2 separate regions of the Homo sapiens genome follow, and region 1 is linked to region 2. A link is a loop called in an ENCODE intact Hi-C map of the cell type or tissue named here. Cell type or tissue: gastrocnemius medialis. All regions are shown on one strand. Links, peaks and the distances in the headings refer to the core of each region. The heading gives the core; the rest is flanking DNA.

What was found. Hi-C counts contacts between places; a loop is a spot of excess contacts. Peaks named below come from ENCODE experiments on the same cell type or tissue, not always from the same donor. Only the 100,000 strongest peaks of a DNase experiment are listed, where the experiment ranks them.
Region 1: a loop joins it to region 2, with 10 times the contacts of the local background. A loop is called at or near these places in 77 of 110 quality-filtered maps.

The regions. Positions count from the first base shown.
Region 1 is chr1:221,199,414-221,207,158 of GRCh38, reverse strand. No RefSeq gene overlaps it. Among named protein-coding and RNA genes, the nearest start is that of LINC02817, 130 kb to the left of the region's middle. In gastrocnemius medialis, for the core only: CTCF peaks have their summits at 3,300 and 3,502 (motif pointing right); a DNase peak (open chromatin) is centred at 3,508; H3K27ac peaks cover 1,748 bases.
Region 2 is chr1:220,871,158-220,878,902 of GRCh38, reverse strand. All of the region lies in intron 1 of HLX-AS1 (HLX antisense RNA 1), which reads left to right. Among named protein-coding and RNA genes, the nearest start is that of HLX, 4.4 kb to the left of the region's middle. In gastrocnemius medialis, for the core only: a CTCF peak has its summit at 4,506 (motif pointing left); a DNase peak (open chromatin) is centred at 4,472; H3K27ac peaks cover 331 bases.

The DNA.
Region 1 (7,745 bases), core at 2,116-4,615, 330 kb before region 2:
AATTTCAAGCCCATGGATCTTAGCTTGTTGGGCTCCATGGGTGTGGGATCTGCTGAGCTAGACCACTTGGCTCCCTGGCTTCAGCACCCTTTTCAGGGGATTGAACAGATCTGTCTTGCTGGTGTTCTGGGTACCACTGAAATGAAAAAACAACAACAACAAAAAAAAACCTCCTGCAGCTAGCTCAGTGTCTGCCCAAATGGCTACCCAGTTTTGTGCTTGAAACCCAGGGCCCTGGTGGTGTAGGCACCCTAGGGAATCTCCTGGTCTGTGGGTTTCGAAGACTGTGGGAAAAGTGTAGTATCTGGGCTCAAATGCACCATTCCTCACAGCACAGTCCCTTGGGGCTTCTCTTGGCTAGGGGAGGGAGTTCGCTGACCCCTTGCACTTCCCAGGTGAGGTGATGCCCCACCCTGCTTCAGCTCGCCCTCTATGCACTGCACCCACTGTCTAACCAGTCCCAATGAGATGAACTGGGTACCTCAGTTGGAAATGCAGAAATCACCTGCCTTCTGCGTTGGTCTTGCTGGGAGCTGCAGACCAGAGCTGTTCCCATTAGGCCATCTTGCCCGGAATCACATTTCTTCTTTTAGATGAAGACCTGGCTTATAATTTCTGCCAAAGAATATGGATCAGAGTATTTGATCACTGACTATTCTGACTATTCTTAAGGATGGCTACTCTGTGATATTTAGCCATCCATAGACTTAGAGAGGTTTGTAAGTTATCAATTGCTATGTAACAAATATGCCCAAAACTTAGCTGTTCAGAATAACAAACATTTACAATCTCACAATTTCTATGAGTCAAGAATCTGGGCATGGCTTAGCTGAGTGCATTCTGGTTCCAGGTCTCTTGCAAAGCTGCAATGATGGTATGAGCTGGGGCTGCAGTCATCTCAAAGCCTGACTAGGGGAGGATCTGCTTCCAAGACTGCTCATGCGACTCTTGGCAAGCTTCAGGTACTCACTGGCTGTTGACCAGGTTTATAAGGGTTTATTTTTTATTTTTAGGTTTTGTGGGTTTTGTTTGGTTGGTTGGTTTTTGTCATCTGGGCATCTCCCCATAGGGCCATATACAATATGGCAGCATACTTCCCAAAGCCTGAAGGCTCCCAGAGAGAGAGATCCAGAGAGGGCATCCAAGACAGAAGCCACAGTCTTTTTCTAACCTAACCTTGTTAAGAACATCCCATCGTTTTCTATCATGTTCTATTCATTAGATGTAAGTTCAGTGATACTGAAGAGAACAGCGTCAATACCAGGAGACAGGGATAAGTGGGGGACATCTTAGCAGCTGCCTACCACACAGTACATGACCTAAAATAGCAGCCTGAAATATCAAAACCTCATACAATTAATATATAAAATGAAGTTACTTCTGTTGCCACTGAAAAATACCAGCTGAACTGAATTTAGGGTGATTTACGTACAGGTAACTTATAAAGGCCATAATCCAAATGATCTGCCAAATATTGGAAACGAAGTATAACAAATTCCTTGTTATCATCACTATTAAATTAAGAGACTAAAGAGAAATAGTGTATTCATTCTGATGCATGGGTCATGCTCCCTTGTTATGGTTACACTTCAGTCATTTGGTGAATGTAACAACTTGACATATGAACTGCCTTTGAGAGAAATTTGGTTGAGAAGCCTCAGGACTTCATCTCAGAACAATTTCTCACTGAACATACACAGTATAATTATAACAAATCTTACCTCAAGTCATTGTGTGTGTGTGTGTGTGTGTGTGTGTGTACGAGTAAGAGAAAGAGGAAACAGTTAACCATATTCTGTATATGAGGTTGAAAATCCTTTCAACATATTGCAGCCATCAGCTTCATATTGAGATAAAAGTTCACCAACCACAATTCAGAAATTTATGGATCTTGCCATGTCCTTCTAGATTGATGGGAGTTATAAAAGCCAAATGCAATTTAGAAATAGCAAAAATAGTCCAGGTGCAGTGGCTCACGCCTGTAATCCCAATACTGTGGGAGGCCGAGGTGGGTGGATCACCTGAGGTCAGGAGTTTGAGACCAGCCTGGCCAACATGGAGAAGCCTCATCTCTACTAAAAATACAAAAAAAAAAAAAAAAGAAAGGAAAAGAAAATTAGCTGGGCGTGGTGGCACATGCCTGTAGTCCCAGCTATTCGGGAAGCTGAGGTAGGAGAATAGCTTGACCCCCGGGAGGCAGAGGTTTCAGTGAGCCGAGATTGCACCATTGCACTCCAGCCTGGGTGACAAGAGCAAAATTCTGTCTCAGAAAAAATAGCAAAAATATTATTTAAAAAACTACAAAGAAGTACTAGTCTATCAGAATTTGATTTCTTAATCTATTAAGGAAGTTTACTCTCTCTAATTTGATTTGTGACTTAGAATTATTCTAGGACATTTTAGAAAAAGGCTAATACAAGCACAATACACTTTCCTACAGCTACAGTGATATCACACTTTATAAAGTGAGGTGCAACATGTTTGGGACTCACCATGTTATCTTTGTTAAACCCAAATACACAAAAGCATCCAGCCAGTAAGTGACAGTCTGGCTACCTGTCCTAACTACCAGTCACTTTTGTTCATCCACATATTCACATTTTCCTTAACCAGGATACTTACTGTCTCTATTTCTGTATGACATGATTACAACTCTGAGAAGGCTTTTGTTCTCTAGTATTTGGAATCCTTAAAAGTACTTCACTTCGTTGTTAGAAATGAAGCAAAATTGTAGTTAAGAAAATTGTTGGGACTATAAAAACATTTGGCTCCTTTTCCCTGATCCAGAAGGTACTGTGTGTTCTTTGGATCTCAGTCAACATTTTGGGCAGTTCCAGATAAGGTATCCAATAACTTCACTTTGTGTCCCCATTTTTCTTGCCCTCATTCCAGAAAAAGTTGGATAGCTGCCTCCCAAATAATTTTATTGTGAGGGAAGTTATTATGAAAACATACTCCACTGGTTTTCACTGACCTCCAAAACACACTCCCTAATTAAGTGCAAATGGGAAACTGACTTGGGAGCAGGTTGTCTCTGATTTTGGACTTGGGAGAAGTATTAAAGTTTATGAACTCGATACGCAAGCTCCATCTGCCAAATGAGGAATTTCTTATTTCATTTGGTGACCACACTGAGATTATATAATGCTCCTCAGAAAACTCTGAATGCTGAAGATGCGTAAACCATCTGTCTATGTTGAAAGGTCAAAAAATGCACTGCCCCCACAATGTGTCTCTGGGCATAACTAATTATTTATCCAGAGAAATTTCATCATAGAGTTGTTGGGGTTTTTTTAACATTGAATTTCTACATAACCATAAAATTTTACAGTACTAAAGAGAGAGTGATCATATTCATGCTCTCACATCCTTTTACAGGAGGCTAGGGTTAGTCAGCTTTAATATTTAAAGAAACCTGAAGACCTGGCACAGAGAAGTGTGAGAAGCAGAGAAAGGAAAGCAAACAATTTCAGCTCTGCCATCGCATCTTTCCCTCCCCAGCCAGCAGGGGGCAGTAGTAACAGAGGAAGTGAAGCTGGCTTACTTCTGCGACTGAAGATCCAGAAACAAGGAGAAAGGGTGAAAGTTGCATGAGGTTTCTCTGCTCTCCAGTGACCCACCCCAGCCCCCCACCCCATTGGTGGGAGTAGACCTCAGGTGTACTTCTGAATTCCAGTTCTCCCATGGTACCAGCTTAAGTTATGACAGATAATTAACTATGTTTTGAAACCATGCTATAAGCCAGGCACTGTGTTAAGCACTTTACATGCATTTTTTTATTCCATCCTTTAGCAAAGTAGGCTAAAGTAGGTTTTGTTATCATTTGTGTTTTAAAGATGAGAAAACTGAGGCTTAAGAGATTAAGTAACTTGCTCAAGGTTACCTAGTTAAAACTCTAGCCACTAACTAGTAAAGAAAACTGCAATATTCATCTTTAACCCAGGGATTGAGTCTTATGTTTATTTAATTTGTTTTTGTGTATTTTTTCATTTTCTAAATTATTTAATCTGACAAAGATGCAGGTATTTTCAGTTGTTTTAATACTCAAAGGGTAATACATGTAATACACAATTATCAGGTGAATTTGAATGCATCAGAGTAATTCAAGAGAAGGAAAAATTTTCCCCAAATTATCAAATTTGCTAACAATGGTGATACTACTGAGTAATGTTATTAACTCAGATATTGTACAGTCACTCTTTCTTTTAGTAGGGTAGCTACAAATTGGATTTATATCATTTGTTGCCCTCTGTAGTCATTTTGCCAAAATGAAACACTCTCAGTTCAGGGTTTATAATCAGACAGACAGTGTTCTCATATCAGCTCTGTGCTTCCTTCTCTGAGCCTCAGTACCCTCATCTCTAAAAGGAATCATTCATACTTTAGGACTCATTTGATGGTTGTGAAGGTTAAACAAGCTAATACAGGTAAAACATTTAGCCTGACTCTGGCATATAGGAAGTAGTCTATAACTGCTATTATTCTGACTCAATGTCAAGCTTGGAAAACAAGTAGAGAATTCAAACAAATGTCCAGCTATTTTGGTTCTGGGTGCCAAAAGTCCAGATGTTTGAGAAACCTCAATTAATAACTATATTTGTTGGTGCTCACTGGTGTAGTTGGCACAATGTGATCACAGGTTACATTTGAGGGCAAGTGGGGGTTAATGTTCTCCCCATTCATGCACAGTTGTCCTTTGTTAGGAACTAAAAATACAAAGGTATAAAGGTTTCCCTTTCTATGTCTGCCGAAAAGATTACCGACAGTCAAGAGGCAACTTTTTTTTTAACAAGCACTTAAATTCCTTTTAAAATCTTAAATGAAAAAAAAGTATTTATTTCCTATACTTTCTTTTCAGCTTTCAAATATATCAGAAAAATCTAAATACAATCCAGTTTTCTTCACTCTAGTCTAATCCTGAGCAGCCCAGCACTGAAAATAAAGATATCCTTTATTTATAAGCATATCTTATAAATAAAAGTTTACCAACCTCCCATAGAGTTTGTGTTTCCAGGATCTTCATTGTTAAATCATTATTCAAATCATAAAAGTTGGGAAGAGACACTTATCCTTTGCAAAAAGCAAAATACAGCAAATGCATCTCCAACTCCTTTGAACTGTCTGGGTTATGTGAAAAGGATAGAAGTGTAGCTGATTCATCCACACAACCCATCTGTTTTCTGACTGGTATCAGTCAGACACCAGTCATATACTACCCCCTAAGTTCAAATGGGATTGGAGTTAGGAGGTCTAGAAACTAGTCCTGATTCTGTGACCTTGAGGAAGTCCTTCAACTTTCCTGGGCCTCAGCTTCCAAGCAAATAAAAACAAAAGGTTTAGAACATGACATAATTGCTATTAGTGTCCTGTTAAACCCTTGTCTTCTATAACCAAGATCTGTGGTTACTTGATCCAGTTGGGGGTTGTAAGATGAGGTAGACAGTCGTCAATATAGTACCTGAAGTCTACTCTTTCAGGGATAGCTCAGAGGACAACACATCAATTTCATGTTTCTCAGACAGGTACATGTGACCTCCTGGATCCTGGCCATGCTGATAGTGAATATGCAAGGCCCCAGATAAGCATAAATTATCTTCCTGGTGTATTAATTATTCTTAAAAATGTTTGAGGAAAATTTATGTTTGTGTTAAAAAGAATAATTTATTGTATAGATTTTTAAATTCTCACAAATGTGTAAGGTAAAACAGGAGGCAGTAAAGGTATTTGTCACTAGGGGTGTGGCTTCTTTAATACCTCTGACATCCTCTACAATAAAAGTACTTTGGTGAAAACGTATGTTAGATAATCAATGGTCATATTTGGAGAGTAAATACACTATTGCTTAGCTTTCTTTCTGAGTCCATGTCAACTAGTGAGTGGGAATTTTGTTCTAGAATGGTAGAGAATCCTAGGATGGGATGGGGATCTAGTGAAGGCCTATAGAGAATGAAAGAATCCATCAAAACTGGTTGTTTCTCAGTTTTTTCAAAGGCAGACTCCTGGACAAGGTGGTTGTCTTTGAAACACCGTTCTCTGAGACTGTTTGCTAAATCAAAATTTATCCCCTGAGTCAGCTTCTAAATAAGTTTTGTCATCCCTGAAAACCCAAATTAATGTTATACAAAACCATAGGAGCTATCCTCCATAACTGAATCATTATCTTACTGGTAAAACTGCAAACTCATATGGTGTTTGCCTTGTACTCTCTTCTACTCTGCTAGGCAAGCATATCCTATATAATTTTACTCCCAGTTCAAACTCCCACAGGATCTGAAGCCCGTTTCCTTGTCTGGTGGGAAGGTGATGAAAATGCTGCTGAATGGTGTGCAGGTGAAAAAAAAAAAAAAAAGTGTGTGTTTTTTGCTTGTTCCCTCCAGAAATCTCCTAATGGGAAGGTTAAGGGGAGGGGCTAGGCTACAGGCAGGTAAAACTATACACAGTGTGGAACAAAGCAGAATTGCCTGAATTAGCCAATGAGTATAGGCCACAGCCTCTTATCCACTTTCCAAACCCACAAGTTTCTTTATTACTCATTTGGTTGACAATACTTAACATGGTCTGAATTCATTTGGTAGTGACACCTGATCTGAACTGATGTGAAGCTATTTATAGTCTTTATTTGAAAAACCTAATGGGAGCATCCATTGATTCTGCTACAGAAATGTCTATGTGTTTGACTACAGGTTGATGCATCAAACCCCACTGGGGATTTTAATACAATATACCATATATTTGCCATATTAGCTTGCTGAGATCCCAAAATTCTGAATTCTGAAATGCTAGCCCAAAGTTTTCATATAAGAGGTAATGAGCTTTTACTACCCTGGCTACCACCTGAAACAGTGCAAATAGACTAATCCTAATCCCTCACATTCAAAGCATCTTCCTGGATGTGACCTCATTTAATGCTAGGATGCTGTGTGAATGGGCAAGAGATAGAGGCATGGCCTGGAAGAAGAAGTGACTGCCCAAGCAAGTCTCCTCAGCAAAGCAGGATGGGGGTGTGGTCATCACATTCTAGGCCCAGCCAGACTGAAGCATTCATTCAATATTTATATTCCCAGGCATTTTCAGACTCTGGAAGACTGGCTGATACTTACCAAATTAACATGAGAGTAATCTATTTGATTGAACCACATGCAATTTCCATTTTTGCAACCAAATGGTCACGGACTTGACAAAATTCCAATACCCTTTTGTGATACAACACTTAACAAACTAGGAAAAGAAGGGAACCTTCTCAATTTGATAAAGAACATCTATGAACAGCCCACAACTAACATCACATTTAATGATGAAAGACTGGATGTTTCTCTCCTAATATCAGGAGTAAGACAAGAATTTCCACTCTCACCATTTCTATTCCATATTGCACTAGAAGTTCTAGCCAGGGCAATGAGAAAAGAAAAGGAAATAAAAGTCCTCTTTCCAGATTGGAAAAGAAGAAAAATGGTACCTTTTTTAAAACTTTTATTTTAAGTTCAGGAGTATAAGTGCAGGTTTGTTACATAAGTAAACTTTTGTCATGGGGGTTTGTTGTACAGATTTCATCACCCAGGTATCAAGCCTCGTACCCATTAGTTATTTTTCCTGATCCTCTCCCTCCTCCTACTCTTTGTCCTCTGAAAGGCCCCAGTGTGTGTTGCTCCTCTCTAGGTGTCCACGTATTCTCATCATTTAGCTCCCACTTATAAGTGAGAACATGTGGTGTTTGGTTTTCTATTCCTGCGTTAGTTTGCTAAGGA
Region 2 (7,745 bases), core at 3,019-5,518:
GGCCCTTGCCCAAATGTTGCCGCCCTGAGTCCCGGCCCAACTCAGCACCGCGTCCGCCTCGTGCCTCCCAGGAGATCCTCCGGGAAGCGAGGAGGAGGGGCGGCCGCAAATTGGTTTTATTCTGAGCTGTCACACAGTGACAAATTGAACGAGTGACTTTTCAAACAAAATAAGACGGATGGCTCCAAACGTCTCTCTTAGACGCAGCCAAACCTTTCCCCGGAGCCTCAGAGGCTACAAAACAGGCTGCCTCCCGAAACCCGGGAGAGCGGCACGCGCTTCCATCCTTTGCAGGAGGTTGTAGGAAATGTTAGCCTCACCCCTCCACCACATCTCCGGATCACGTGGGGTTCGTTGTTTTGCAAGTGCCCACAAGAGCAGATTTCCGTGGGGTTCAATACTGCTTTCAATTCTGTGACAGCTTCCCCAGGAACCCCTTGGGCCTGGTTGCAGGAGGAGCTGCGTGGTGGTCAACGTCTTCCATTCGTGCCTTGGGTCTTTAGAACGCAGGGTAGTGGTGGTGGAGGTTTTGTGCAACATCGACATATCTATTTTAAGAATTTCTTCTCTTTAAATTATAGTCAGAATGAATTTCCCCACCCCTCTCCCAAACAAACCACAGGCCACCCAGATGAGCTGTTCTTGCACATTTTCAGGAAGAAAATAAAATAATACGAATAATGAAACCACGAAAACTTTTGTTTTCGATTGCCCTAATAAGCATCTCCTAACAGGGATTCTGTGACATTTTTATTTCCCTTCAGCACGAAGGCTCCTCACCAAATAAACCCAGAAAAGCAAGTGAACTTGCCATGCCTATCTCGAGTTCAGGGTTTGGGCTTATAAAATTAATTTCTGGTGTTTTCTCTAGCCCCTTGATGCAGATGCTATCCTTTTAAGCTTTTGACTTTCTCCTGGAAAATTATCAATCACTTCTGATCAGCCAGCACTAAGATCTCTCCCTCTCCCTCTCTCTCTCCCTCCTCCCGCCCTCCAGCTCTCCCGCTCTCGCTCTCCATCTCTCTTTTACTGAAAGGTTTTCTTCCCCTGCTCCACGCAACCAGGAGAGAGGTGCTATTTCCAGAGATAGATGGGTGTGTTTGGCTGAAGGTAGGGGTACCTGGGGCGAGAGACGTATTAAGACCAGTTTTTCTGTGTCAAGGTGAAGGCAAAGGAGCGACAAGTACAACATGGGCAATTGAGGCGCTGGCTGAGGGTTCTGGTGAGCCTTCGGTGGGAGTGTGCGTAGCGGAGGCCGTGAGCCCTCTGCTTTCTAGTGCCACTTCCAGTTTGATTGCGTTTCTAATTTGACTGCAAACATTTAGACCTCAGCCTAAGCCCAAACTCACGGTTGTGAAAGAGGTGCATTTACTCCTTACCCGAGGCAGCGCCGCGCGCCCTCACCCTCTCTCTTAAGAAATAAGACTCCCCTATCAGCTTTCACCCTTTCCAAGGTTTGCGACGCTCCGGGGTGGGCACGGGATACAGACCCGGGGGAATGCGAGTCCTCAGGGTTCCCTAGGTGCCCACAACTCGCATCTGCCGAGATTCAAGGCCCGGAGCGCTGGGCAGATGCGGCGAAAGCGAGGCCCCGAGGCCCGCCGACTCCTCGCGGCGCCGCGAGCCTCCCTTTCTCCGCCAGGCCCGCGGCTGGAGTGCAAGTTGCAACTTCGCCTGCGCGCCCCTTGCTCTCCCAGGCCTCAGCTTCCTCGCAACCGCGTCGGCGCCATCCAAGGCCTTACTCCCAGCTCCCGGAGGCAAACGCGAAATACAAGTCTTTGGAGCGACCCCCGCCGCCCCCTCTACCCCTTCCCCAGGCCCAAGCCTGGCCCCTGCAGGCCCCTCGCCGAGTTCTGAGCCCGCAGACTCCCGCCCTCCTTACTCCCCACTCTTCAGAACCAAGAAAGCAGCAGGAAACCCTGGGCTCGCCGGAGTTCAGGTCATCTCCTGTTTTTTGATGGGCTCAAACTCGGGACTAAATGAGCGGATGTGCCTGCGAGATTGGTCTCAAAATAGAAGCGGCCTTAGTATTTTAGGATACTGCAGAAATCCTTATTTCTTCCGGAGAAAAACTCTATAATGACTCCTAGCACTTCCCCTTTCAATATTTGTGCAACTTTATCTCCACCGGCAAGTTGCTCGGGTGACGCAAATCCGCCCTTATGTATTACAACTACCAAAATAAATGCACGGAAATCAATTCCCTTCTAGCAATGAAAATATAAATATACAGCTGCGACTTTCCCCTTTAATCTTTGCTTTCCGAGAGGCTCCGGGCTGTGGCGAAATGAACTGGCCCAGAGCTACTGAGCCGGGCAGGGAGGTCCTGGGGGTAGAGGCGAGGGCTCCCCAGGGGCTGGTAGCCATGGGGGTTGAGAATTTAACAGGAAAGAAAAGGGCCTGGCTAAACCGAATTAACTTGAGCTTGGTCTACGCAGCGGAGACCCTAACTGTGGCCTCTTTTCTTTGGAAAATATCGCATTGGCTGGGGTTTCTGATCATGCTGACTGCTGTTTTTAATGCTTTCAACTCATCCCTTCACTTTTCCTAGTTAAACACAGCCAAAGACGATTTCACCATATTGGGAATGGATAAGATCAGAGAAGGTTCGTTTTATAATTTAACAATATAGCTTATGGGGATTTAGGGTTTAAAAGGGTCCTGAATCAGGGGCTTATGCAATGACTGAGGCAAGAGATGGGTTTCACCATCCTTTGGTTCTACCTGTCTTTGGAGCCTCCATATTTAAATCATCAGTGCAGACTTTTGTCCCAAAACCAGAGTCACAGATCCACACTGAGCACAGGTCAATTATAGTGAATGCTGGGCCTTGTATATTACAGGACCATAACTCTTCAAGGACTTGAACTGGCTATATCTGCTATCTGTGTTGCTTTTTCTTGTGCATTCTGGGTAAAATAATGTGCAAGGCAGTTGCTCTGTGGACTTCGGAACCCCTCTCCTCTTAATTTCAAATATTCTTGCAAACATGGTACCTACTGGCTTCAAGAAAAGAGATGTAAATAATTAAATATTTACAATCAGAAAGAAAAAGAAACACAGCTTATCCAGCTACTTGAGAATTCAAGAAATTTGCAGCAACGTAGGAATCTGTGTATATTGTGCCTGTCTTTCTGCCAGCTGGAGACTTATGGATCACTGGTCCCAGCAGTCATACTTAGTGGTGGATATGGGAGTTCTGTTCTTTGTGGGTGCCAGATACTAGAGATTAGGACTCTAATGATCCCCCATAGACACACCCCCTACCCACACACGCATACTTTGGCCTATTCTAAGTAGGACACAACTCTCTTTCCTTGGAGACCTTAGAGTTATTCCAGAATTTCTGAGTTTTTGAGAAGAATTGGACTTTGCTATGGGGTGGGAAAAGCAAATAATGCAATAGGGCTACAAACATCCATAGCTATTTGATTTATTCTTTTTCCTTTTCTCCATTTCCCAGATGTGGCAGATTTGCAGGTGGCCAGCTCTCTATTTGGCTGTGGCCCTGCCCTTGAACTTTATCCATAGGTCTTGCTCCAAAGTTTCAGACAGCCTTTTGGCTCTGATTCCATTTGCCCTTTCCTCTCATAGGGCTTCTCACATATTTCCCTTCCTCACTACTAAGATATACCACTTTACATATATGTACCTCTCTCTCTCTCTCACACACACACACACACACACACACACACTCTCTCTCTCTCTCTCTCTCTCTCTGGGAATCTTAGAAATGTGGAGGGGAGGGGAGGCAGGCAGTTTGGGATTTGCTCCTGTTTCAAAGAGCTGCTTCTCTGCCTCTCCAAGTCATCCTCTCTACATCCAGCCAAGAAAGACCCCAAATCTCATAAAACCTATGGCAGAACCCATTTCAACATGGCACATTATAACAGACTCATATACATTTGCAATGAAATCATAAGAGTAAAATATGAGAGACTATCTGTAGCATATATGAGCTTACATACTTCATTGCACGGGCTTCTATTTAGTAGCTGTAAACAGTGCTCTCCCACTTCCCATACATTAGCCACTCACCTTGGATTTGTTGCCTGAATTATTGAATCTGAATGGCTGGTTGTTAAGGTAGGAGAAGGAGGAGTAGGTGAAAAACATATATCCAAAACAGACAGGGATGAAAGGCATTCCCAAAGCAGTATTTCTCTAAACAAACAAATAAACCTTCTTCCCTGTGAGACAGGTTTTCAAGTTAGAGCACAGGTTCTAGGGCCAGAAGAGGGACTCAGGCCCAGACTAAAAAACAGTCATGGGAAGGGATCTTCTGAAGGGAGAGGATCCTGGAGCCAATGAGAGGGATTTTGCAGATAAAGCCAATGGGTTGTTGTCCCCATCTCAGTGGTCCCAATCTGCCTACCAGCACCCGCCAGAACTGGGACAGCCCTGGATTTAATGACGGAGTCCCCCCAGCCCTGTCCCAGCCCACCAGGCCCGGGCATCTCCCTCCCTGGAGGAGCCCACCTAGTACTGAAAGTTGGTTCTCTGCTGACACCTGCTGGACCATCTCTACATTGTTTTATGGCAGTAACCATCCTGTGCCAGCAACATTGTTATGATGAAAGTTGACTCTTCCTTTTGCAAAAATGCAGGTTTCTAAAACTGGCTTTGACTAGCAGCTGTTTCCTTCCATATTGCAACAATATGGGAAGATCTTGTATTGTGTGCTTAAAATCACTAGACCGGGCAAGGGAAGCAGTCATGGTTCAGGAATAATACTGTGTACATTTTACAGATCTCAAGGTCAATTCACATTTATTATCTCACTTTTTTAAAATAACCAACTGTAGGATGCCGACGAGGGATTATTATCCCATTTGACTTTAGGAAGTTGATCCTCAGAAAGGTTAAGTGGCTTGCCCAAGGTGACGTAGTTGGGAAATGGTGTTGGAGGGAACAGAGGCTAGGTTTTCTGGTTCATCAACCGGTATTATACCATCCAGCCAATTTCTTCAGGGGAAATGGTTTATTCAGAGGAAAAACTCTCTGCCCTTAATCAGAATGTGTATTGATTTCAAACAAGGAGCTGTAGAAAAGAAGTATGTCTAACTCAGACACACTTCCCTGTCCTGAAATTTCTTTCTCTCCTCAGCATTAAATGTGGAGACTTCCTTGCCTCCCAGTATCATGCCACTTGTTAAATTCTAGTTTGGGCATCTACCCAAATGAGGCCCAAATTTGATTTGGGTGGATGCTCTAAATCAGAATTCAACAAGTAGCATGATACTGTGTCCAATTCACATCTGCAAATGAAAATAAATCCCTCAGTTTATATTCAGTTTTGTCTTTGCACTAATAAAAGTAAATCATTTTGACTATTTAAAATATCCAACCAACTAGATGCAGTTTGCCTAGGAAGGCATTTATCTAAACCTTCTCACCCACCCTCCTTGCCCTCCATCATAACATCCCAGTCACCTTTTTCCGTTGCAGCTGGAAAGCAGTCTATTTTGGTTGCCATCAAAGCCCTGACTTCAATCTCTATGACCCTCTGGATCTGAGAATGCCTCTCAGCTTCCAATGCTTCATCGCTCTCTCTAGTATTACCCTCATCTCCCCACCCTACACTTTTTCCCACAGCAGCCATGTGCAATGGAGATTTCCACAGGAAGCATGACATGTGAGGTGCTCAAGAGGCAGGAGCTTAAGAAGCCTGTGAGCAGATTTTAAGAGGTTTCTATGCAGACCCCAGAAGCAGGCATCCTTGACAGCAGGGAGCCTCAAAGCAGACATAGTGTTCCTTGTTATTCTGGTCTGCTGGAAAGTAAGAGGCTTTCAGTTGCTCTCCTCACTCCTTTGCTTCTCTTCCCTCCCCTATAACAAATATGATTTTAGTCATCAAGGTCATATAGAATCTTCTGAAATTTCTTAGAATTTTTCAAACTTACTGCCAACCTCCCTGGTTGAGAATCTCCTTTCTTCATGCCTAGATAGAGAGAAATGGTGAGTTCTAGGGCCATGCACTCTGCTAAGCACTCTACAGACATTATCTCATGTGATTCTAACTTTTTTTATTCTTTATTTTTAGAGATGGGGTCTCACTGTGTTGCCCAGGCTGGTCTCAAACTCCTGGCATCAAGCGATCCTCCCATCTTAGCCTCCCAAAGTGCTGGGATTACAGGCATGAGCCACTGGACCTGACCCTCTCTCATGTGCTTCTAAAAACAAGCTCAGGAAGGTGCTATCATTATTTCCATTTTACTTGGGGGTAAGGGAGGCTTAGAATGGTTAAGTAACTTACCTAAGGTCACAGTAAGTAGGGCACATTGGATTTGAGGCTGCATTTTTAGCCACTAGGCTCCTTGCTCATTGTTAATGTTTAATTTTTGTGTCAACTTGACTTGGCCATGGGATGCCCAGATAAACATGATTCTGGGTGTGTCTATGAGGGTGTTTCTGGATGACATTAACATTTGAGTTGGCAGACTGAGTAAAGCAGATTTCTCTCCCCAGTGTGGGTAGTAGGCCTCATCCAATCCATTGGAGGCCTACATAGAACAAAAAGCTGAGTAAGGAGAATTTACTCTCTCTACCTGTTTTCAAGCTGAGATATTGGTATTCTCCTGCACTGGGACTGGAATTTACACCATCAGTTCTCCTGATTCTCAGGCCTTCCATCTCAAACTGGAACTACACCATCAGCTCTCCTGGGTCTCCAGCATGTAGACAGCAGATCATGAAACTTCTCAGCCTCCATAATTGCTTGAGCAAACTCTATAGTTAGCAGGAGATCCCAGTTTCTGCATGCGGCAATGGCCTGCTCTGTGCACATGACTACCTACCTTTCCTGACAGCTGAGATCTCACTCTGTTTGCTTTCCTTTTCAGTTCTTCCCAGTTAACCCTCCCAAGGCCAAATAAGTTAAAACTGTTAAAAAAAAAATGGTGAAGTAGAGGCAGTGACACTTATCTGCAACCAAATATCCGTGGTTGATTCTATGATGAGCAGGAATTGATAATCACAACTCTTCATTATAGTTTGCCTTGAACTATATGTTTCGTATGATAATAATAATTTTTTTTGAGTCAGGGTCTCACTCTGTTGTCCAGGATGGAGTGCAGTGGCATGCTCAAGGCTCACTGCAGCCTTGACCTCCTGGGCTCAAGCAATCTGCCCACCTCAGCCTCCCAAGTAGCAGAGACAAGTATGCACCACCACACCTGACTAATTTTTTTTTTTTTTTTTTTTTTTGGTAGAGAAGTGGTTTCACCACATTGCCCAGGCTGGTCTCAAATTCCTGAGTTCAAGTGATCTGCACACCTCAGCCCTGCAAAGTGCTGGGAATACAGGCGTAAGCCACTGTGCCCAACTGAAACATGTTTAATATAATTATTTGATAAACTTGGTTGTAATGTTATTTTTATTGTATTCACTGTGTTATTTTCACTGTGTTCACTGTGTTATTTTCAATAAATTCCTCTTCTTAATGCTTTCAACATAAGTTCCATTATGAAAGCAGTTTGGTGTCTCTTTGTTTGTGGAGATAGAGTCTCACTCCGTCGCCCAGGCTGGAGTGCAGTGGCATGATCTTGGCTCACTGCAACCTCTGCCTCCCAGGTTCAATCGATTCTCCTGCCTCAGCCTCCCGAGTAGCTGGGGTTACAGGCGCCTGCCACCATGCCTGACTAATTTTTGTATTTTTAGTAGAGACGGGGCTTCACCATGTTGGCCAGGCTGGTCTTGAACTCCTGACTTCAAATAATCCACCCACCTCGGCCTCCCAAAGTGCT